Regions from separate parts of the Mus musculus genome. Here all the other regions are linked to region 3. Evidence: chromatin loops called from intact Hi-C (ENCODE). Cell type or tissue: heart. All regions are shown on one strand.

Region 1 (8,000 bases), 99 kb before region 3:
TCTGTACTGCAAACTGAGTAGAAATAATAGGTCAGTCAAGAACAATACAACCAATCTGCACATTTACAGAAAAGGGGACAATTTCACAAGGTTTTCCCCCCTACTAAATTTACTAATTTTAGTAGGTAAAGAAAGGACTTGTGGCCACTTAATTTTGATGCGTTCAAGTATGGCTTATGAGTTTAAGTGACACTAAGACACAGGATCTTTTATTCAAATGTTAATACTATTTGTCAGGTCAAACAACCAAGCTTCAAGCATTAAGAACAACCAAAAGAGCAACCACACAATACCAACCACTGTAGACTACCAAGATAACCAATGTGGTTTGTTTCTCATAACTCTGCATCGATAGTTAAGGGAAAACCTTCTAAAAGCGAATACCCATGAATAGTGTCAGTGCCTATAAATCATTCAAACACAGGAATAAAGCTAGTTCCTAAAGCCACAGGGGGTTTTTGTTCCTAAGTCTTTATGGCTTATCTTATTAATAACAGGAAGAGAACTGTGTTTAACATTTGGTGTTTGCAGCTATTTTCACATATGAGAACTCTACAAAGAATTACACACATCCTAAGATACATTAATGAGTACTCCCACTACTGTTCCTTGGGCCTATTTGTGGAGCTATATATACAAGCATAATGGTTTATTGCAGCTGGGAAGAAAGTAAGATTTATGTCAAGTCTCCTAAAAGGAGGCCCAATACTCAAGTTTTTATATAATGTACAGAATCATCCAAACCCCATTTTAAAAGCTATGAACTGTCACTTCTAAGAGTAAAACCACATTTGTTTATTCCTGTTTCTCTGATGTGGACTAATAAGCACCAACTCACACTGTCCATGGTTAAGACATTGTGTGCTGAACTTCACCCTCAGGGCACAGAATATAAAGCTGTCATTCAAGTTTTATCCATAAATGTCATTAGTTTAAAAAAATTAAAGAAACCCAGAAACCCACTTTATAGTTATTAGGTACAATTCTAAAGCTAGGTACGGTATTCTGAACCAGTATACCTTAACAAAAAATTGAGTTCGGATATGCTTCCCTTGGTCATAAACACTAATAAAGACAAATATGATTCCTAAGCAATGAGAAGCTGCAGAGCTGCAGCCAAAGTTACTTCCAGGGCAAGTTAAAATGCAGCCCCATGAATTTCTCCTTTATCAGGTCTAAGTCGCCACCAGCCTTGGGCCCACGTGCTTCTCCACCTCCACTACCAGCCCTTCAGCCAGGCTGGGGCCCGGGCGGGGCCAGGGCTGAACGGCACTGGTCACGTGGGCTGCGCGGCCGCCATCTTGCCGGGCGGAGGAGGGGCAACCCCGACTTGCGGCTGTCTGCGGGCCGCGACCACGCGCGACCCCAGCGTCCTCCGGAGGACCCCGCGCCTCCAAGAGCGGCCGGCATGCGCTCCAGCCCCCTCCCTGCAGAATCCCGCCCGCGCCCTAACTTCTGTGCGCTTAGGTCACCGAGGGCCGAGCAACAGCTGGGCTGGACCGCGGGAATCCGCACTTTAAAAAGCCCACCTGCACCAGCAGCCTCAAGAATGACAGCCTGTGAGCAACAAGATTCGCTCAAACATCAAGTCCAAAACAGCGTCAGCTGGTGGACTTGGGGACCCACAATACCCCCCCCACACACACACACACACACCTCCAATAGGTGAGATCTAAGTTGTTTCATCAGAAAGAAATGGTTTGTTCATCAACCCTAAACAACTACGGGAGATAAACAACTACCTGGGAAATACGCGCTAAGCAATAGCCCCAGTGTCTAGCGCGCTGTCTTAGCATGTTAATCCCTGTAGCATTTATTCCCTACTCCCACTTCCTGAGAAGTGATGATGTGCTGAAATTAGTGGCAGGATGCCCAATCCCCTTTGTCCACTCCTCCCAGCACTCACTGGTGGCCAGAAAAGGCCATGCACTGCAGTCACAATAAAAATCTCATTACTCTGATTAGCACGTATCTACCCTCTCCGTCTGCTTTACAGTACCACATTCAAAGCAACATTAAGGGAAAGGAGATCCTCACAGTTAAAACTCTGCAATTAGTGCTGTACCTGTGTTAGTATACTATGAATGGAATGATGTAAACTGTTCTGTTGTGGGACACTTTCATCAGACCAAATTCAAGGTTATCTTATATTGTCATAAGAAAACATGTCCCCAACCTGCTCTCTTCTCTAAATTTAACAGCTCTGTGGTGTTGCTTTTCAGGTAGATTTAGTGAGTAGGCTGAAGGGTGAATTAAGCTTTTATTATCATTTACACAAACGTGTGTGCTGGTAGTAGAGACACTAGAAGATGGTATGATTTTACACTCATCAAGAAAACGCAAGGTATTAGTCTTATTACATCTGGATTTTGTTAAGATTTATAAGATAAAACATGAAATTGTGATTTCACAAATGCCTCACGGGGAAAAAAAAAGAAAGAAGTACTCAGCCTACATTATCTCTAAGGCAGGCCCTTTGAGACCTATCCTAAATGCCCAGGGTTCTTTGGTAATGAGTCTATACAATCATTAGTGAAACATAATGCTCAATTTTAGTTCTACCATATTGAATGACTGCTGATACATGTTAACTTTCAAGCGCGGAGGGAGGGAACACCTCCCCCCCTTAAAGTGGAAAAGCATGGCGTCCAAATCAGATCTGATCCACAAAAATAAGGTCTTAATCTACAGTTTTTACTGCAGTTGAAACATATCCCCATTAAATCGCCATTCTTAAGTGGTTTATTGGGCCTAATTAAATTACTTTCAAGACTGTAAAAATTCTTTAAAGTTTTCGATAAGTGGATTCCTATGTACTAAATGTGTTTTAATAACTCTTTCAGACAACGTTAATGCCTAAAGACCTAAGAGATCACCAGACCCCAAATCTGAAGTAGAAATCAAGCCCCTTAGGAAAGCTTGTTTGGTAGTCTGTTAAAGGTTTAGCCAGGCCATCCCAAGTCTTTACCTAGATGACCGATTTTTGTACTTAGGTCAGCCAATTCATAGGTCTCCACAGAATACCCACCGGAACACACACACACACTCCCAGTGAATACAAAGTTCTCCGACTAAAAGCCAAAAGACCTATTCAAAACCTTAATTAGCACACACTAAGTATAAAAAGTTCCTTATGCCACAGTAACCTGGCAGTGCCAAGGGGTAAGGCGGTTTTTAAACAGGCTGAGACTAGGAAACAGCCCACCCAGGGCTAAACGGACGGTGGTTGACAGCCCCAAGCGCTTGGCTTTTCCCCTTGCACCTAGCACCCAAATACTCGAGCCCAAAATGTCCCACGAGCCTCCTAATTCTGAGGTCTAGGGTCAGGGAGCTCCAGTCTTCCGTGATAACTCGTGCACATCAGAAGAGAATTCTAGAGCATTCTGTTATGGCGGGTGGCTCAATGTGCATGTGGGTGACTGGAAATGAGCCACCCAAGAAAATGACGATGACTACCCATGGCTGAGAGCCGCGGAGTGGTTATTCCGAGACACCTGCATGAGGCTGGGGTCAGAGCTGGATTCTGAGGCCCGCCGAGGCGGAGGCCGGAGCTGCGACTGCACTTCTTCGCACCTTACCTGGGCCCTGGAGCCCGCAAAGTTGCTGGGCTCCACCTCCGCGTCCTCCGGCTCCACCCGGAGTGCGCTGCGGAGCCTCTCCAGGTGCTCCCTCAGGGTGACCCGCTGGTGGAAGGAGAAAGCCGGGTGCAGCGAAGCCATGGTGAACAGCAGCAGCAGTTCCTCTTGGGCCCTGAAGCCGAGCCCGCCTCCAGTCCCGAGCTTGGCGCAGCCACTGCCTTCCGGGCCGGGGCCGTCCTTCTCCGCGTCCTGCTCGCCATCGCCACTCGGCTCGTCCTCCACGCTGCCCCGCGAGCCCTCGGCTCGAGTCGCGCGCAGGCTTCTGAGCACCGCGTCCACCTGGGGCAGGAGGCGGTGCAGGCGGCCAGCGGCCTCTCTGTTCTCCGAGCCCAGCAGCGCTAGGTATACGATGAGGCGCGAGCGCACGGCGGGCTCTCGGAAATCGGCCAGCGACCCTGGGTCCGAGAGGCCGTTGGCCTTCGCCTCCGAGTCGCGCAGGTAGTGGTAGTCCTTGCGCGCCAAGTCCTCCAGGCACGAGCCGAGAAAGCGCAGCTCCAGCGGGTTGCACAGGTCCAGCAGCCCGCACATGAACTCAAGGCGCTGCGCCGAGCCCAGCACCAGCCCGAACCACTCATACACCCGCTCCTGTTCGCGCAGCGCCGCCGCGTGCCCGCCGCCGCCCGGCATGCCCGCGCCCGCCGTCGGCCCGCTAGCAACAGGCGGCTCGAGCCCCCGGGGCGGCGACGGCGGCGGCGGGGGTCCCCGCGGCAGGCCCGTGGGCGGCGGCGGCGGGCGGCAGTCGCGGCGGCGGCGCAGCGGAGCCTTTGCGCCCGGCCGCGCGTCCGCCTCGGGCTCCTCCGCGTCGGGCGGCGGCTCGCTGGGGTGCGTCGACTTCGGTGGCAGCTTCATCCTCAGCATCCTCAGCTAAGGCGGTGCGGACATGCGAGCGAGGGAGCGGGGGCGGCGGGAGGAGCCGAGCGCCCGGGCGGCGGCACGGCCGTCAAGAACGTTGCCCCTCCATGCCGCCGGGGCGGGCCGGGGGCGGGTCTCGCCGACCGGGGACGGGGGGCGGTGGCCGGCCGGCAGCTTCGTCCCGGCGGGAGGCGGGGCGTGACCGCGACGGCTCCTCCCCTGGGCTCTGTGCCCGCTGGGGAGTCCGGTGCGGGAGGAGCAAGTCGACGAGCGCGTCCTCCTTCCGCCTTTCCGCGTCCGCACGGGGCTGGCGGTGACGGCCTGAGCCGTTCCCTCTCGAGCCGGCGCTGGCAGAGCGGCTTGGCGAGGAGGAGGAGGAGCAGCGGGGCTGGGCGGAGACGCTGGCGGGCTCCGCGCACCGCACTCCAGCCAATCAACGTTTAGATCTGGCGTGACGCGAGCTTCTCGTTTGCCCCCCCCTCCCCGCCGGGAGCCGCCCTCTCTGAGAAGCCACGCCCACCTCCTGCTATGCTGCAAGGCTCTGGCACATCCCGCGCGGTCCTAATGCTTGATGGGTTCCAGCAGACTGAGGACGTGGGTTTGGGACTTTCGGACCACGGCGAGGTGAGCTTGGCCCGGAGCGGCAGAAGTGGGCGAGGTTCGCGTGGGAGGAGGGACATCGACTTAGTTTTTCTTGAGAGATCTGACCGTGCCGTGGCTGCAGACCATCTTCGCGTCAGCCACCGCCCTGGATCACGCCAAGTGGGTTCCCAGCCCCTGCCGCCTCGTGAACTCCGCCAAAGTCAGCCACGGGAGATTACCATATTCTAAAACTTCACCTGGACCGTTGGTGTGAACGCTGGGACGAAGATCCAGGAGTTAGGTCGGGATGTAGAGTGGTTTTGGGCGGCGAGCGCCCTTGCTCAGGCTGGCTGCAAGGTGCTGCTTTGGGCCGGGTATCCGGCTGAGGGGACCCTGTTGCTGGGGGTGCTTGGCCTAATGGTTGCATCTGGCTTGCAAGGTTAAGTTTAAGGACGCCCTCCTGCCCCAAATCTATGGTTTGCGCAATCACTTATTGCCTACGTTTTAGTTCCTATCCGTGAACATTTGGAATTCTTGAGCTGGTGTGAATTTCCTGTAACTCTTTTAAACAATTTAATAAGTTACTGTCTTGTCAGGGTTTTAAGTTTTTAAGCGATATTACATTTTTAAGTTTTGTAGACACCGCCCTCCCTATGACTCTTTCAGTGATATGTATAGCCCAACCATAAAAATCAATTTAAAAACCAAACCAACCCAAGGGGCCATGATTGCTCTCAGAGCCATCAGGACCATCCTGTCTCATTTGTGCTGGAGCCTGACTGCCGGTCAAGAGTTCTTGGCATGCTGTTTGTCAGTCCATGATTGTAAATAAATATAAATCTTGTGCCCAGGGGCGGGGGAAACAGGATTATTATTATTATTATTATTATTATTATTATTATTATTATTTGAGGGTCCATAATAGTAGTTTCTTTGTGTGTTTGCTTTTTAAAATTTCCGACAGTTTTAAATAAAGAACTTATACCACATAACCAAAGTAGGAGCGTGAGAAAATTAAAAGCCACACTAACCCTCGTTGAGAGTGTTGGGACATCTACAGAGTGTATAGAATCGCCTTTATCTCACAAACTCTGCGGCTTTATCATTTAGGATAAGACTGAATTGAACCCTAAATCAGCTTCCGTGATAAAACCGAGAGATGGAGAATTACTCAGCACATTTTATATTGATAAAAGTAAGTGAAAGCTATTCTGACATGTAGTTTTCTCTTTCGTGTGCTTCTTGGGTATAGCTTAAACGAAGTAAGCCTCAGCTACTATCCTCGAGTCTACTGTTCCTGCCTGATCACTTAGGCACATTTCTGAAGCTTAGGATGAAATGTTTTAAGCAGAATAGTGAGGAGCCCCCCCCCCCGTCCCCTCCCCTACCACATTCCCAACTTTACTTCCATGCCTTATGTAATGAGCAAATACTCTACTTCCAAATTGATTTTTATATGTGATCCCGACTATGGATTTTTAATCTTTAATTTTCTATTGCATCAGTTATTTAATCTAGACTCACAGCACCCAGTCCACATTTTCATCAGAATTAAATTTGCAACTGTTAATAATGATTTTTGTCTCTCTAGCTTGGCTAGCATTAGAAAACACAGTTGATAGTAACACTTATAAATAACATGTACTATACCTTAATTCAGGTTATCCTCCACCAGCTTCATGGTTTGTCCCCACAGGGTGTTGTTTCAGGGCCCTCTCTCTACTCTGCAAATCACACACACACACACACACACACATGTCTAAGTGGTTTTTTCCACCCTGTGATTAGTGACAGAACACAGGGAGCAAGGGTGAAGGATGGCTGCTGCAGCGCTCACTCTCAAGGGAGAGAGCCCAGGGCAACATGGGAGTGTTTAACTCTGGAGAACTACCCTCATGATTCTGATGACTCTTCAGAAATATGATCTGCCTCGTTGCAAAAACATGCTCTAAATTTTATGTTCCATGTGTAATCAAATCACATGGGCTATAGGAGTGTCGAGTGTGGGGTTTGTATCCAAATTTTTCATACTGGGATTGTGATGGCTAAACTTGTTTGTCAGAGACTTGCTTCTGGGCCAGTTGTGAGAATAATTCTTACAAGAACTGATGGAGGGGGAAGACCCTCCTTTATGTTATGATGGTACCCCTCTAGGGAGGGCAGCATCTGCCAGCAAGGAGGCCAGATTAGAAGTGATCGGAGGGAAAGCTGCTGTTCTTACCTGCCTGCCTTGCCCCGACCCCTTTCTTCCACTGCCTCCTTTCCTGATGCCTTAGTCCAGTTTTACCCTTCTAATTACTGGAGATCAGCAGCTGGACCATGGAGACATTTTTAGCTCTGTGGACTGAGAAGCTACTAGGTTCTCAGCCTCTCTAGCATGTAGACAACTGTTGTTGAACTACCTATCCCATACGGTATAAGCCAATCTAATAACTTTTCTTGTAAGATATTCATTTGGTTCTGTTCCTCTGGGGAACCCCGGCTAATAGAGTTAGCTCAAGGTACTATTGTGTCTTGTCTTCATATGCTCTTGATAAACATTTAGTAAAACATGAAAGATGCTATTATTCTTAACATCCAAATGTGTATTTCTCTGCAAAAAGAAAACTGGTTTCAAGGGAAGGTTGCACTTTGGATTTGATGCTAATAATGATAGAAAGGACTTTTAAATCCTACCTTTTGCAATTAGATTACAGAAAGTAATTTTTACCTAAACCCCAAATACTTAAGTAATTCAGAATAGACTGATATACTTAACATTATCCCCTCTATCAAAAAAAAAAAATGTGTTTAGGGTCTGGAGAGATGGTTTATCAGTTAGGAGTATGTGCTGCTCTTGCCGAGGATCTGGATTCAGCAGTTGGCTTCCTATAACCCACATCAGGAAGCTGTCACTGCCTGTGACTGACTCTAGCTCCAGGGGATCTA
Region 2 (8,000 bases), 79 kb before region 3:
GTTTTTAGGTTGGGTATCTGTTTAAAGTGCATTGTTTTACTTTTTTAGAGACTAGATAATAGTTTCTATGTTATCTTTTGGAATATTTTTTTTCTTTTGCCCTAACATTATCTCTTGGTGAGGTATACTGCTAATTTTATGTTATATATGTATATGTGTTAATATTATGCGATGGAAATGCTATTTTATGCTATGTGGCTCTACCACATTTATCTATTTTGGAAACTTAATTTTTAGCAACTAGAGAACGTGTTTATCTAACTTGCCAAGAATAGGCGCTCCAAGCTCTTGTTTTATTCATTGTCTAGGATAGTTCTTGGCTCATCTCTGTTCTAAACATGAACCCTCCTTGCAGACATGCTCGGACTCACTCCTCATGCAGGCTCTCCACAATGGACACTCCACCTGGGAACCGTCAGTTTCTTTTTCCTTAATTTATGTAAAATTGGTATAATTTACATAGATGGAAAACTTTGAAACAGGATCTCCTTCTGTAGCCCAGGCTGGCCTTGAATGTGCCTCAGCCTCCCAAATGCTAGAAAATATGTCCTGAGTGCCCACTCTGGTTAGGTTGCAGAAGTTATATCCAAGTTGTCTGTACTGATTGCTTTCCTGCATTTGTAGATAAACTGTGATACTTGGTGGTGTATTCATACCCTTGCTTATTGACTCCTCAATAAATGTCGCAGGGTGACTTATGTGAAGTAAAAGACAGTTCAAGGGAAAGGTGACTGGATGTGATCCTGTACATTCACAAATTTTCCTTAAATAGGCAAGTGACAGTAGTTCCAATTTTTAGTTATATTATTTTATGATTCTACACAAAACGGCGGAGTACAGGCATGGGACTAACCTTTGAAGCTACTCAAAAGTTAGATACCTTTTCAAATCTGTGTAATCCTTCATTATTGGCACTCTTGTTCAAGGACCATTGTTTTTTCTTTTGTAAAGAGTTTTCTTTGTCTTTTGGTGTGTGTGTGTGTGTGTGTGTGTGTGTGTGTGAGAGAGAGAGAGAGAGAGAGAGAGAGAGAGAGAGAGAGAGTGTGTCAGAGAGACAGAGACCGGCATACAGAGATGGAGAAACAGAGACAGAGAGGGACAGAGAGAGACAGAGAAACAGACAGAAGGCCAGGGCTGTTGGTACACATGTGTATGCAGCTGTACCAGCCTTTGACTGTGTGGAGGCCAGAGTAGGATATCAGGTGTCCTGCTCTGTCACTTCCTGTCTACTCTCTTGACATGCTCTCTCCCTGGGCCTGTAGCTAGGTTGGCAGTCAGTAAACCTCACCTATCCTCCTGTCTTTCTGCAGCACAGAGCTGGGGTCAAAAGTGTATCTATCTGTCTTCTGTCTAAACATAGCACCAGGAAAGCACCGGACATAGACATGAGACTTTTAACCCTTCATTCACATTCTCTTCCTTCTGCAACATGGATGATGTGGGAGACACTTAGCTGAATAGTTGTTAGGGTCTTGTAATTTTAAAACTATGTGGAATTTACATTGCAGATATATGAGGCTGACTCCTTTGAGTTCAGGAAATGGAACATCTGAATTTGGTGTACCCGTAGTCACTTGCAAATCTTAGCTTCTCTGCTCCCGTGGCTTTGTGAAAGCTCCCCTCCTGGCATAGAAGATCTCCGTCCTCCCATTAGCCCTAGCAGAGTCCTGACACTCTGTGATGTTGGGTCCTGCTATCTCCAGAAGGAAATCACCTATGTCTCCTATGCCAGTCTACGGAGCACTTCTTTTTCTGAGCTACAGCAACATTTGCCACCCAGTTCAGCAACTCTGCTTCCTCTTGATTGTGTATAAATCTCATCTCTTCCAAGCTATCTACTTTTACTCCCATTGTGCCTCTGTGTTAAGAAGACATACTGAGTAAAGCTTGGTTTCTTAAATTCAGAGATGGCCACGTGTGAAATTTCTTTGAACAAATTAAATGTGCAAATTACCTTTAACAAAATACTTCTTTTGGACAAAAAAAAAAAAAAAAAAAAAAAAAAAAAAAAAGACTGATTTTGCCAGGGACATTAACGTCGAATGGCCATTTTAGGTCGTACACTACTGGGTCCCTCATGTAAAGTAATGACAATAGGTAACAAGAGTTACCTAAAACTGAGATGTGTGTGGGGAGATACAGATTATGGAGGGAAGGGCGAGGCAGAATATAATGTCATTGTATATGAAAGTGTCCTCAGGACGATGGGAAGGTGGCTCGGGAGCTAAAGGCAGCTTCTGTCAAACCCAATGTCCAAGCCCTGGGACCAGCATGGAGGAGGAGAGAACCAACTCCCCCGAGTTACCCTCTGATCTCCACATATACACCGTGGTGCACACAGCATCTTAAAAAAAATTAAAGCCAGCATTTAAAAGATTTTGGTAAGTTTTGTAACCGTGATTGCACCGTGAGGAAATAATCCTAAATCAGCAAAAAGGAAAAGAAAAATCTTCAAATGAATTAATGTTCCAAGATAACCTTTGAGCAAATACATCCACTATAAGAGAATGGCATGTAACTTGAAAAATAGAGCCTGAATTTGTTGGGTTTTTTGGTTGGTTTGTTTTGTTTTAAATATTTATTTATTTTCTTTATTTACATTTCAAATGTTATCCCACTTCCCAGCCCCCCAAACCCCCTCTCTTATCCCCCTCCCCCTGCTTCTATGAGAGTGCTCCTCCACCCACCCACCCACCCACCCACTCCTGCCTCCCCACCCTCGAATTCCCCTGCACTGGGGCATCAAGCCTTCACAGGACCAAGGACTCCTCCCATTGATTCATGACAAGGCCATGCTCTGCTGGATATGGGTCCCTCCATATGCAGCTGGAGCCATGGGTCCCTCCATATGCAGTTGGAGCCATGGGTCCCTCCATCTGTACTCATTGGTTGGTGGCTCCTTCAGTCCTTTCTCTAACTCCTCCATTGGGGACCGTGTGGAGCTTGGATTTCTACAGAGCATCAAGTAACTGTTTGCCAAGAGAAAAAAAAATGAGATTATAGACCCTTCTCCATCTTGTGACCAGAATGTTCCTCAGCCCAGAGAGTTCTCAGCACTTTGTGTAGGTCCCTTAAATTCACTAGCGAGTTGGGAATCCTTGGTGATCCGCTCACTCTGTAGGATTTCCCAGGAGCAAGCCAGTGTGTTCACAAACCGGTACCTAATCTAATAAAGTAAATGGCTTTTCCTTGATCTAAAGTGGATAGACAAGGTACTGAGCTCTCAATATTTTGAAAGCTCCTGCTAGGGAACATCTGCCTTGCAATAACTGGTTTATTTTAATCAGGTTAAAAAGCAGAGAAGAACAATAACATCATATGAGGAAAGGGAAAGGGACTACACTGAGAAACAGAACTGAAACTTAACTAATAAGGACCGGAAAGGAAACCGAAACTCAGCCAACAGCACAATGAAAACAAAATCCCCATCCAGGTAGGAGTTTAAGAACCAGCATTATCAGAAAGGCAAAGTTCCCCAAGTAATAAAGTGTACTGGAAATGAGCCAGCTGTCTGACCGTGTTACTCTTCTGAAAAAGGAGAGATAACATCCTGTGTCAGCCTGACGAAGCACAGGGCACCGAGGCGTCTTGCACTGGGAAGGCTTTAGTTCCTGTCCAACCACCAGCGTTTGGAGTTGGGGAGGGCATGAAAACTGAATCCGTGGGGGCAGCAAGAGAGGATCATGACAGGGGAAGGTTGGGGCAAATCATCTGCCCTGCTCAGCAGGGGCCTCTAGGAGAACAGTGCAAGTTAATAGAGCATAAGCAGCAATTCCGGGATGGGGATCAGGAAACAAGATGAGTTGCACAGGGCACGGGAGCAGGGCACACAAGACATCAGTCTGTTAAGGAAGATTCTAGATCAGCCATTCTCAACCTGTGGGTTCTGACCCACAGGAGTCACCTAAGACCACCAGGAAACACAGACATTTACACTGTGATTCATGACAGCAGCCAAATTAGTTAAGACATGGCAGTGAAAAATAATTTTATGGTTGGGGGTCACCACAATGTGAGGGTCGCAGCATTAGGAAGGTTGAGAACCACTGATTTGTAGAGCTTTGTTTTCCTGGTGTCCTCCAGCCCGTTTGGCTCTTACACTCTTTCTGCCTCCTCCTGCAGTGGGCTTTACTGAGATCTGGAGGTGAGGGATTTGCAGGAGACCTCCCATTTAGAGCTCGGTGTTCCAAGGTTTCAATCTTTGCTCAGTGTTTGCAGAGCCCAGTTTTAAATTGGGTCCTTTGTCTTCTCGGTTCTTTGGGTTTTTTGTTTGTTCATTTGTTTTTGAGTTCTTTTTATATTCTGACTATTAATCATACATATATGTGTATGTATAGATATATAAATATATACACACACATACATAGATATATATCTGGCAAAGATTCTCCCTCAGCCTGTGGGTTACTCTTTACTTGACTGATGGTTTCCTTGGTAGTACAGAAGGCTTTAGTTGTATGAGGACCCACTTGTCAATTGTTGGTCTTAGTTCCTTGGCAAAAGGCTTCCTCGACCGAAGCTCCTTCCCACCTATGTTATGCCTATATTTTCTTTTAGCAGTTCCAGTTTTTTAGGTGTTACATGAGTTCTTTGACCCATTTTAAGACAATTTTTGGTCAGGGTGATAGATACGGCTATTATTTCATTTTTCTACATATGAGCATTCAGTTTTCTCAGCACAATTTGTCGAAGATCATGCCTTTTTTCCAGTGCATATTTTTGTCATCTCTTTCAAATACACATACAGCTGTAGCTATGTGTATCGTGTTTGGGTCTTCTAAACTAATTTATAAAGATCAGTAGCTTTTCTATATACACCAAAATTCTCCGAAAGAGATCATGGAAACATTTCCATTTACAATAGCCCCAAAGAAAATTAAGTAGGAATCAGTTAAACCAACGAAGTAAAAGATGTCTGCAATGAAAACGTTAAGACTCTAAACAAAGAGATTGAGCAAGACACTAGAAAATGGAGCTTCCTTCATACTTATGGGTTGTCTGAGTCTATTATGACAATGGTGAATCTACCAAAATCAATGTACAGATTCAATACAAGCTCTACCCCACCCACCCTAGGCTCCTGCCAACCACAAATTGCTTTTTTTGCTTTCAAGGGTTCATATATCCTTGTTGGACTGTATAAATAGAATCCTACATGCGGTGCCATCTTAAGCCTGGCTTCTTTCACGTAACATGTTTTTGAGGTTCACTCATGTTTCAAGTGTTACATGGGACTCTGAAACCTTGGAGTTCCATTATCTTTCAATGTTGTACACGTATACTTCTCAGATTTAGTTGGGCTATGTCCCAATAAGTCCATTATAAGGTGAGAAGTTTGTGAACTGCAAGTGAATTTTGTGTTACACACAACTTCGTAGCTTAGCTACACAGTGTGCCATGAGCCATGTGCTGTTATCATGAGTGACCATGGGACTGACTGGGAGCTGTGACATATTACCACTGCCCAGAAACTTAACAGAAGATCTCCCTGAATAAAAGTGTCAGAAAAAGAAGAAAACCCCAAGTTTACAGGAGGCTTTCAATAAATGTATATGGCTTTCACACTAGGGGCAAAAATCCTAGTGTGATTGTCCAGTAAAGTGATTGCCAGATAGGCATGAAGTTCTCAATTCAGTCCCCCTGACCCTATATAAAAACCCAGTCATGGAAGGACATATTTAACCCTAGCCCTGGGGAAGCAGAGGGAGACAGAAGGTTCCCTGGGCTTGCTGACCAGCCAGTCTAACCAAATCAGCAAACTCCATTTTCACTGAGAGCTTGTCTCAAAAAATGAGGTAAAGAGCAATTGAGGAAGACACCCAACACTGATGTCTGGGCTGCACACACACACTCACGCATGCACACACACACACACACACACACACATGCATGCACATGTACACATCGCTCATGTGTATATACACCTACATGAACATGTATACACACAAAGTGTTTTATCAAACCATCATCAACCTAGTAATTGACTGCAATAGTCCACGTTTGGTTTATTCATTTACCTTGTATGAGTTCTTCTACCCTTTGGTTATTATCAGTAGTGCTACTGTGAACATTTGTATAAAAGAACAAAAGCATCTATTTCAGTTATTTTAGGGTGTATTTCTGGGGAACTGGCTCTATTGGAATCCTATGTTGACCTTTTTGAGAATCTCCTAAGTGGCTTCTCATAGTGACTGCATCATTTTTCCATGCACACCAGCCATTTTCACAGGGCTCCTTTTCTCCATGCCTTTGACAACAGTTGTCATTTCCCATTTAACAGCAACCATCATAGTGGATATGAAGTGTCTTACTGTGGCCTTAAAAATATTTCCTATATTTTTGAAATTATAATATAATTGCACTAGTTTCCTCTTCCCTTTCCTCTCCACAAGCCATCCCATATACCACTCCTTGCTCCCATCCAAATTCATGATTTTTCATTGTTCTCTCTCTCTCTCTCTCTCTCTCTCTCTCTCTATCTCTCTCTCTCTCTCTCTCTCTGTCTCTCATCCTCTCCCTTTCTCTTAAATACATAAGTACAACCTGCTTAGTCTATATAATGCTATTTTTATGTGTGTTTTCAGGTGTTGGAGTTGGTCTTGTTCGCTGTGTATTCAGATGCTGAATTCTATGCCCCAAGATCAGGTTGCAGTCTGGACATTGGCATTGTATTGACCAATGTGCTGTAAAGCATATTCCCTCATAATCTCTGATTGGATAATAGAAAGGCTACAGCCTATGGCTGGGCAGGAAAGAGAGGACTTGAGGCAGAACTTGAGATCAAGTAGGGATTATGAGGAGGAAGCAGGGGAGATAGAGAAAGGAGATTGCCATCAATGCAGGACGGACCAGGAGCACGTGGCCAAGAGAAGATTAATCAGGAACACACAAGAAACAGAGCAAGACTCAGTTGGCAAGTAATGGGGCATTTATCTGGTTATTAATAGCCTAGCCACATTATAATAGTCTCAGAAACTGTGTAGTTTAGGTTTTCATCTTGTTAATAAATGTTGATGTCTCTATGCTATTTACTCGAGAGCTATACAGGAAAGAGTATGGCATATACCCCCCATAAAATTGCTTCAATATTCAGAATGGACCACTTGATACTAGATAACCAATTGATGTGTTCTTCCCTGAGGCAGACGACTTCTCCTGTTCTTATGGTTCCTTGGATGCCTGTATATCTTTGTGTAGGGTTGAGACCTCATGGGCCTTCCCCATCCACTTTAGCACGTCTTTTGTAGTCATCCTTGCTCAGCTAACATCTGGACAGTTGTGTTGGTGAGACTTTATGTGTAGCTTCTGACATTCTTAGGAGATACTATCTCATAGCTAACTGCCTGATCCTCTGGATCTTACAGTCTTTCCGTCCCCTCTTTGGCAATGTTTCCTGAGCCTTGGGTGCATGAGTGGTTTGTAGATATATCCATTAGGAGTGGGCTCCACAACTCTGCATTTTGATTGGTTGTAGTTTTATGTAGTGGTCTCCATGTGTTGCAAAGAGAAGTTTTGTTGATGAGTAGTAAGGACTACACTTATATGAAGGTATAAAGACAAATGTTTAGATTGTTTTTAGGGATTATGCTGGTCTAGTGAAATGGTAGTAGGTTCTCTTTCAACATCCATGACTTCACTAAACCCGGGTAATTGGCAAGATTTCTAGTACTAGTTTCAGTTTCCTTCTTGTCAAGAAGGTCTTACATCCAGAGAACTGTTGGTATGTGTGCCACTACTGTACTTAAGATTATTGTGCCATGCCAGTCATTATTGTAGTTGGGTGGGACTGTTGGTGGCATCCTTCCTTTGGAGGCTTGCATGGTGCCTTCTGGTACTGTTAAAAAAAAAAAAAAAAAAAAAAAAGCTGGTCCCTAGGGAGAAGGCTTCCAGGTCAGTTCCAGTTCAGTGCCCTCTGGAGCTAATGTCTGCAATGCGTGGTGTCTTCAATCGTAGAGACAAACCTTCCACATCTTGGAGGCCACCAAGGTAATAGCAATTGC
Region 3 (8,000 bases):
GGGAGTCCAGGGGTAGCCTGAAGAACGTGAGACAGACCTGCTTCTGAAAAGAAAGGTGTGGTGCGGTGGGAACACAAGAGAAGCTTCCTAAGATCCAAAGGAGAGTGTTGAAGTCAGTGGATCTTCTATTACAGTCCATAGTAGATTAAAGTGTGTGTTGGATGTGTGTGTGTGTGTGTGGGGGGGTGGTCAGTGGTATAGCAAGTGTGGGCTGGACATTAGGGTGGGTCAGGGGTCGGTTGCTGTGGAAGATGCAACACACAAAAGTCCGTCTTGAAGCAGGTCTGCTTTTCAATGTCACAGTTCACCGTTTTACTCTCTGATGTCTGTGTGACCCATGGAGAAAGCAGGGTTTTCAGATGAGAAGAGGCTAGTTTCATTCATTTCAGCCTTGTCATTTACTACCTATACAATCTTAAGCGGTTCATTCTTTAAGTCTCAGTGTTTCCATCTGTAAAATGGGAAGGGAATTTAAGGACAACCAGTTACTTGTTTCAGAAAGCCTACCTTGCATTGCCTTAAAGAATTAGTTATTAGCTCACGGCTTTGGCTCTGTGCTTAGGGACCCACACTAGGTGCTCTGGTCAGAGTTTTGCACCAGGGTTCATTCTAACAATGCCCCTGTCAGGTGGTTACATTGAGGATTAGAAGCTGTTCCAGCCTTTGAGGACCCTGGCTCACGTCTATAAGCAATGCCTGCTACAGAAGAAGGATGTAAGGATGTCAGCCAATGGGCGTGCTGGTTGCAATGCCTGCTTCTGCTTCAGCTATCAAAGCAGAGCAGTGCCTGGCACCTCAGGGCTTCCCTTCTCCTCATGTGCTTGGCACAAGCCTAGGATAAAATCTGGTAATTTAAACAAACAAAAATATAACAATTGGCTGTTCTGAATCCAGATACTATTTTCCTTGAGCTGAGATCACAGTTGGAAAGGTGGGAGCGGGCCAACTCATCAAGAGCTGCTTGGCAACAGCAAAGAGGAAAGACTCAGAAACAGCTTAAAGCCAAGCTCGGTGCATTTAGCGTCTAATATTTATTTATGGGGACTTGCTACCATTTCTTAGGCAATGTGGTAGCAAGCACCCGACTACTCCAAACCTCTCCTCAGGGGCTTCTGAAACATGATGCTCTCAACTGCCTCTTGGAGAATGTGGGCAAAGTAGGATGGAAAGTGACAATGGAGCTGCTGCAAACAATGATGGAGCAGTCCCAAAGACCAGACTCCTCTTCCACAACCTCCAGATTCAGAGTGCTCTGCCCACACACACTTCCCTGCCCTGCTATCTACCCAGAAAGCCAGCATCTCTGTATTTACTTGTTGATTTTAAAACACCAACTCTTTATTCTCAATGACATTGTCAATACCATCTTTACTTTGAACTGTCTTATACATCAAAACTTATAGTGAACAGTGAGATCCAGGCTGCAAAGCAGATTTATCTTTGCACCTGTCGTTTATGTATTTGTGTTAAGCATCTCTTAAATGCTAGCTTAACGACCAGCTAGGGTCCTTGTTGTTGTTATTGTTGTTTGACAGTGGAAGCTACATAGGGCCAGGCGCCTTACTGCTTGGTTCCCACTGCCCCCAGGTCACATGTTGCTTCTTGCCTTTCTTCATTTTTTTCACAGAGTATCTGAAGTATTTATTTTAGTACAGCTATGCAGATGAGAAATTATCTTGTGCTTTTCTGGAATGTATTTTCCTTCTGTTTTAAAGGATTCTTCCCCCAGATGCAGAATTATAGACGTTCTGTTGTCTTTGTCTTTGCCTTCGTCGTCGTCATCAACATCATCAACTCTGTTGTTGTTGTTGCTGCTTAGTGTGTAAAGTATGCTCCTCCATTTTTTCATCACTGCTAGGAGGTTAACTGTTAGTTTTCCTGTCACTTCTTTGGAGGTAAGGAATCTTTTCCAGTTGGCTGCTTGCAAGGTTTCCTTTCTAACCCACCTGACTAGGGCATGCTTGCCTAGATGTGCTGTATCTCTCTGACACTTTACGGTTTTAAGAATCCTTAAACTGAGGACTTAATTCAGTACTGTGTCAGCTGGCATCACACTCAGTTTCTCATGTGCTTGGTTTTCTGACTTTCTGGAGCTCCAGTTACACGTGCTGGACATGCTTGCGTGCACCATATGTGCAGGTGTGCTTATCATTTATCAATATGTTTCCCGACTGATGTCTCTACTTTGACAGCACTTTTCACTTCACAGATGCTCTTCTTTGTCTACTCTTTTTTAATTTCTTTCCATTAAACTCTTAATTAGTACCACCCTATTTAGTGAGGGTTATAGTAGGAGAAACACTTCCTACTGTGCTCCGGGCATGTGTTCGAACGATGGAGTCTCTGATCTGAAGCCCCAGCGTATCCCCAAAGTACATTACCACTGCCACTTTACAGTTGAGAATGCTTACATTTTTTGAATTTAAAAAAAAAAAGTATTCATTTACTATTGTGTGTACTCAGGACATGTTAGAGGGCACTGGGCACATGCCATAGCATGCTTGTGGAGGTCAAAGGGCAACTTTATGGAGTCCATTCTGTCCTTTCACCTTTACATGGGCTCCAGGGATTAAAGACAGGTCATTAAGTTTGGTAGCAAGCTCCTTTGCCCGATGATTACCCAATGAACCATCTCAATAGCTCCAAAGTTCTTACCTTTAGTTTTTTGATTTTGTTTGTTTGTTTGTTTTTGTTGTTCTAATATTATACTTTGTATTTAAAAATACCATAGAATATAGTTTTCTGGGTGTAAGTTTCCATTGGAAATCTACTTTCGTGTTCATGCCTGATCAGTCCAATATTGGGGGTCATCTGTGCATCTTTATTTTCGTCTGCTTTTTCCTCCCCATCCTTAGTCATTGGCTTCTGCCGTCTTGCAATTTTAAGCAGAAAGCATCACGGTGAGTGTTCTGAATGGACCGATAGGTTTCATTATCTCCCGGACATCATTGAGTTTTCTCCTGGCAAGAAGCAAGAACACAGGCAGATTACCAAGCTCCAACCCTGGACTGAAAAGGATTATCGCTGGCTTTCTGAGTTAGGTTACAGGAGTTCCAGCGCATCCCAAGCGATCACGGCTTATCATGGTCATGTATGATGCCGAGTCTGTGTATGCACATGTGCTGCTGGTCATTGCGTACATAGTCCTGGAGAGTTGCTCTCTGCCATGACTCTCATGGCCATGTTGTCAAGAAAACAATGTCTTTATCCCAAAACTCTGGGCTTCAAGAGACATAAAGCAGAAAATGGTGACCCCTGACTCTCCTCCTGGAGGTGCGGCTTTGAGTGTTTCTAACCAGGGTGACATTTGTGAGTTGACTGGATCACTCCCAGGACTCCCAGGACACCCAGGGATGGGATTCCCTGTGCTGATCTTTGGAATAGAACAAGGCAGGCCTGTCTTTTGAACTGAGTTCAGGGGCAGCTGAAGATCCCTGCATCTCACGAGGCTTTCAAGACCTTCTTGGTGATGAACAAGCAAAGAAGACACTTGTGAAAGTATAGAAGGAGGGGAAGCAAGAGAGTGCTGAATTCCATTATCTTAAAATTGCTGGTAATTCTTCCCCCTGAGATGAAGTTTTGATAAAGGCAACAAGCAAAGAAAAGAAGCTGAGGGCCTGCGATTTCAATGGCAAAGAAGAGAATAGGACACAGGGAAACCGAAGGCCCCTGAGGTCAGAGTGTCCTGTTTCACAGTGTTCCTGGGAAGGACCAGAGACGGCAGCTGCCTTGGAAGGACTGAAGGACGCTGCCAGTTTGAGGATGCAGCCCTGTGGGACACTTTGTCATTTTTAAACCGTATCTTTGTGATCACTTAGCAGGTACACTGGGAAACAGCACAGAGCCTGGATCTCTTCTCCATCACTCATAAACCAGCATTTTGCTTTGATTTTGAACAGAATGTGTGATAATTATGTCGGTATCTCTAAGAACATCCCACAAACCCTTTTGAATGTCAGCAAGAAGAGGAGGAAGGGTTATTGATTTTAGATCGATTATGTGTTTTATCCTTTGCTAAGAAACTTTATATTTAGTCTACAAGCTTTAATCCTGAACAGTAAAGAAAGAACTTTTTTTTTTTTCAATTTATGACAAAAGATGCTCACCAAACCATTGTACAAAGAAACTTTGTCACTGAGAAAAGGCAAACTTTTTGGTCAAGTCTGCTTTAACATACACAGAATCAGCAGCCAGGAGAGCCACATTTGTTTCATTGCTATTCAGTCCCCAGGCTCGGGCCAAGCTTCTTGGCGGCTTGTCTTGCTTTCCTGTAGTTGGTTCACATCTACAAAGATTTTGACAGACTTCGGTTCCTTCTTCTGTCTTGAGTATTTGAGGTTCAACTGGAAATGCGCTTTTTTTCTGTCATGGTATAAAAATATAAAAAGCTATCCTCCTTTTGGGGGCTGGCTGCTTTCTGAGTATTCCAAGGGTGTAATGAGCACAGAGTGTTCTCTGTGTCTGGCCAGTTTCGGGTGGCATCAGATAAGGTGCTGTGATGGCATCCCCGTGATCACCATTCCTGCCAGAGTGACAGGCCAACCCAACTGACAGCCACCTTCTATGTCATCCCTTGGCTACAAGAGCTTGGATGAACATTCTCACTTGTTGCCTGATGAGGGAATTTGATCCTAGATGAGGCTCTTAATGAGGAAAGCGGTAGAAAGTTCTGCCTCCTTGGCGACTAGGTCGTACGAGAAGGGCAAGCGACGTCTTCTAACTCAACCTCTAGAAGCGTCACTGGCTCTGGGATTTTGTTGAGATTATTTTCAGATAGCAAGAGTGAAGTTCAAGGGCCCCTGGCCTAACCTTTGACGGGGCGCCACCTGGTGGAACTGTTCTTGCATACAAGCGATTTGCTGTTTGGGAGCCCTCTGCCATCAGGAAGATACTGGTCACCGGCTGCAAGACTGTGCACGCTAAATGAGCAAGGGTATTTCAAAGCCCTGGAACTTGATGCTCATACTCTTCAAAGAAGAAGGGGAAGAGATGGAGAGGGGGAGGGGAGAAAAGGGGAGGGGGAGGGGAGGGGAGGGAAGGAGAGAGAGAGAGAGAGAGAGAGAGAGAGAGAGAGAGAGAGAGAGAGAGAGAGAGAATATACTCTAGCTGCCTGGGAAGGGAAGTGCCTGGAAGTTTCTATCAGTTTGATTAGGCACTGCCAGATTCATAAATGTCCTCAAGCAAGTAGAAGACAGATGTCCTGTCACAGAAGGTCTTAGAAACACTCTCATCCAATCAGAGAGGAGCATCCTCACTCTTTCTCCACTCTGGTGAGGTCAGCATTGCACAGGACCTCTGAGTTTCCCACTTTAACAGCTGTTCAGTACAGCAGGAACGGCCTCCAGCCTCCAGACCCTCCTGTTAAGAGGCAACTTGCTGTAGTTCTGTAATTTCATAAGGTTAGAATGTCAGATACCAAGAACTCAGCAGGCTGGGGAGATGGCTCAGTGGCTCAGGTGCTTGCCTTTCAAGTGACTTGGGATCCTTAGCACCCATGTAATTTCTGCCTGGGGTAGCAGTCCAGTCTGTAGTGGGTGGAGACTGGAGACCCAACCTCCAGAACAAGTTGCCTAGCTAGGCTCCCAGAGCTGTCAAACTCTTCAAATGAGAGACCATGCCTTACTTAATAGGTAAGGTGTAGTGAGGAAGACAGCTGACTGTTAACCTCTGGCCTTTCCATGTATGATTGCATGCGCACACACGAGCACCCACACACATGTGGACAGGAGCACACATACATACCACACACACACACATATATGACACAATCATGTGCAAAACAAAATGAAAAACAAAAACCCTCTCTGATCAACATTCACCACTCAGCTCTGTAGGAATTTTTCTCTTCTTGGAATAGAGTACACTTGCCTACAGCTGCTGTGTCCTGTGGTATCAGCTGGCAGCCTGACACAGGCAGCCAGAGTCTGAGGTGAAGGTGCCATTGTGGCTGCTCTGTTTCTAGAGAGAGTGTTCTGTGTCTGTCTCCTTGTTGCTGTGTGAGTGGTGCTCTCTCTAACTCCTCTGCTTGTGCACAGGTCACTGCGATCCTAAGGTTGTGTGGCATCCTTAGTGTGTCCCCTCACCATCTTCCCTCTGTGCCTGTCCATCTTTACATGACATGTGTCCCTTCCACTCTTCTTTTAGGACCACTCATATTGCATTGGGCTACACCGACCTCCCGCATGACCTCACCTTAACTTACATCTTGGTTGTACAATGGAAAAGCTCCATTTCCTTCAGAAGAACTGAAGGTCAGATTAATACATCTGTCCATAAGAAATAGGAAGATACAAGCCACAGGTTCTAACCCACTACGGTGCATGTTCTCACATTCCCATTTCATGAACCACGGTGAGTGACAGGCACACACCAGAGGAGAGCACAATGTCTCGCTCTGTTGCTCTGATCTTTACAATTGATTTATTTTTAAATCACATACATATGTGCACGCCAGTATGTTGGAATATGCACATGAGTGCAGGTGCCCACAAGATCCAAAAGAGGCTGTCAGATTCCCTGTCGATAGAGTCCAGTTGTGAGCTGCCTGACATGGTTGCTGGGAACCAAACTCAGGTCCTCTGTAAGAACAATATGCTCTTTTAACCACTCAGCAACCTCTCCAGCTCCCCAAAGAGATGCGTTCGTCCTCACAAAGGCTGTCTGGGCCTGCTACTTGTTGGAAACACCTTTAGATTTATATGTCATTAGCTTTTTACCTGTTCTGTTCTGTTTAGCAGGCATAAAAGGAACAGCTATGACCTGCTATAATATAACCTGTGTCTCCCCAGACACAGATCCTGCTAGAAACCAATACACTTTTCTCTGAGACCTGTTGTCCAGGACTCTCCTTTCCTGACACGTATCTATTCAATAGATCATTCAGTAGAACCCATTCTAAGGCACATGGCATTCTTATGCACTGTGACTCCTTATGCACTGTGCTTGGCTATTGAAAACTTAAGCCAGCGCACAACAGTTGGTGCTCCTTAAGGAAACACCACACTCCTTCCTGCAAGCAGCAGCACAAACATCTAGTGCTGCTTGTTGATAACTTATGCTGCAGCTACTTTGCAGACTGGCTTGTATGCATTATTTCGTTTAATCCCTGAAATAAGCATAATAGAATCATTATCCCCATTTTACACAGCACGTGGGTAACTAGGCATCTTGTGTCTAGTTGCATAGCTTGCTAGTAACAGAGTTGGGATTTCAAATCACATATATGATTCTAAAGCTCATAAAATGTATTTATTAATGATTTCCTCAGTGACTCTCACCAATCCAATGTTCTCTGTATGTACAGTGTGTGTATTGAACATGTACATGCAGGCGTCATATTCTCTTGCAGCACTGCCTCTCACTGAACCTGTACCTGGGTTTGAGGCAGGCATAGGAGATCGTTGAAGCTTGAGACCCCATTGAAACTTGGTTCTACACATACACTTCCTCTTGTGTTAATGCACTTGGCAACCTGGTTCCTTCACCTGCAGGCACTGTGCACACACACACCCTCCAAGCAGTACACCCAGCAACCTCAAGCCCCTACCTGTACCAGGCTACATATACTCTTACATATAATTTTTCTTACCCCTAGTAACAGTCCAGTTAAGTTTCAGCTTAAGTGTATTTCCATTGAATGAGGATATGAAAAATAAAAGGGTCCAACTAGCCTGAAGTGTTTTTGGAGCGTCCTCTAGTAAACTTTAGGCACAATCCTCTGTTTACTCTCCTATGCCTATGCATAATGGGGCATGCATATGTGTCTCGTCCGCTCTCGACCAGCAAGAACGACATGACCACCAGTCCTTCTAACAGCAGTTTATTCAGCAAACTTCAGTCTTCATCTCTCTCGCTTCAACTTTCTCTCTCCATCTTTCTCTCTCTCTGACCCGGGCCTCTCACTCTTATATACTCTCAGCCCTCATCCACTCACGGCAGGCCACGTCACCTCACCAGACACGCAGCTTCAGCTAATCAGGGCAGCAGGGGCATGTCTCCAT

The links. A loop is a pair of places that touch in the nucleus more often than their neighbours do. Peaks named below come from ENCODE experiments on the same cell type or tissue, not always from the same donor. Only the 100,000 strongest peaks of a DNase experiment are listed, where the experiment ranks them.
Region 1: a loop joins it to region 3, with 2.2 times the contacts of the local background. A loop is called at or near these places in 14 of 42 quality-filtered maps.
Region 2: a loop joins it to region 3, with 4 times the contacts of the local background. A loop is called at or near these places in 4 of 42 quality-filtered maps.

The regions. Positions count from the first base shown.
Region 1 is chr1:105,987,286-105,995,285 of GRCm38, reverse strand. Zcchc2 (zinc finger, CCHC domain containing 2) reads right to left here and starts at 4,880. Exons shown (of 14, transcript NM_001122676.1): 1 at 3,579-4,880. The coding sequence starts at 4,496. It overlaps Gm7160 (predicted gene 7160), which reads left to right and starts at 5,004. Exons shown (of 3, transcript NR_151625.1): 1 at 5,004-5,114; 2 at 6,183-6,267. In heart, CTCF peaks have their summits at 1,913 and 3,772; DNase peaks (open chromatin) are centred at 1,265, 3,725, 4,285, 4,845 and 2 weaker places; H3K4me3 peaks cover 5,607 bases; H3K27ac peaks cover 4,113 bases.
Region 2 is chr1:105,967,451-105,975,450 of GRCm38, reverse strand. No RefSeq gene overlaps it. Among named protein-coding and RNA genes, the nearest start is that of Gm7160, 19 kb to the left of the region's middle. In heart, no CTCF peak of the experiment used is centred here; a DNase peak (open chromatin) is centred at 3,630; H3K4me3 peaks cover 826 bases; H3K27ac peaks cover 2,671 bases.
Region 3 is chr1:105,888,061-105,896,060 of GRCm38, reverse strand. No RefSeq gene overlaps it. Among named protein-coding and RNA genes, the nearest start is that of Gm41926, 28 kb to the right of the region's middle. In heart, a CTCF peak has its summit at 4,826 (motif pointing left); a DNase peak (open chromatin) is centred at 4,820.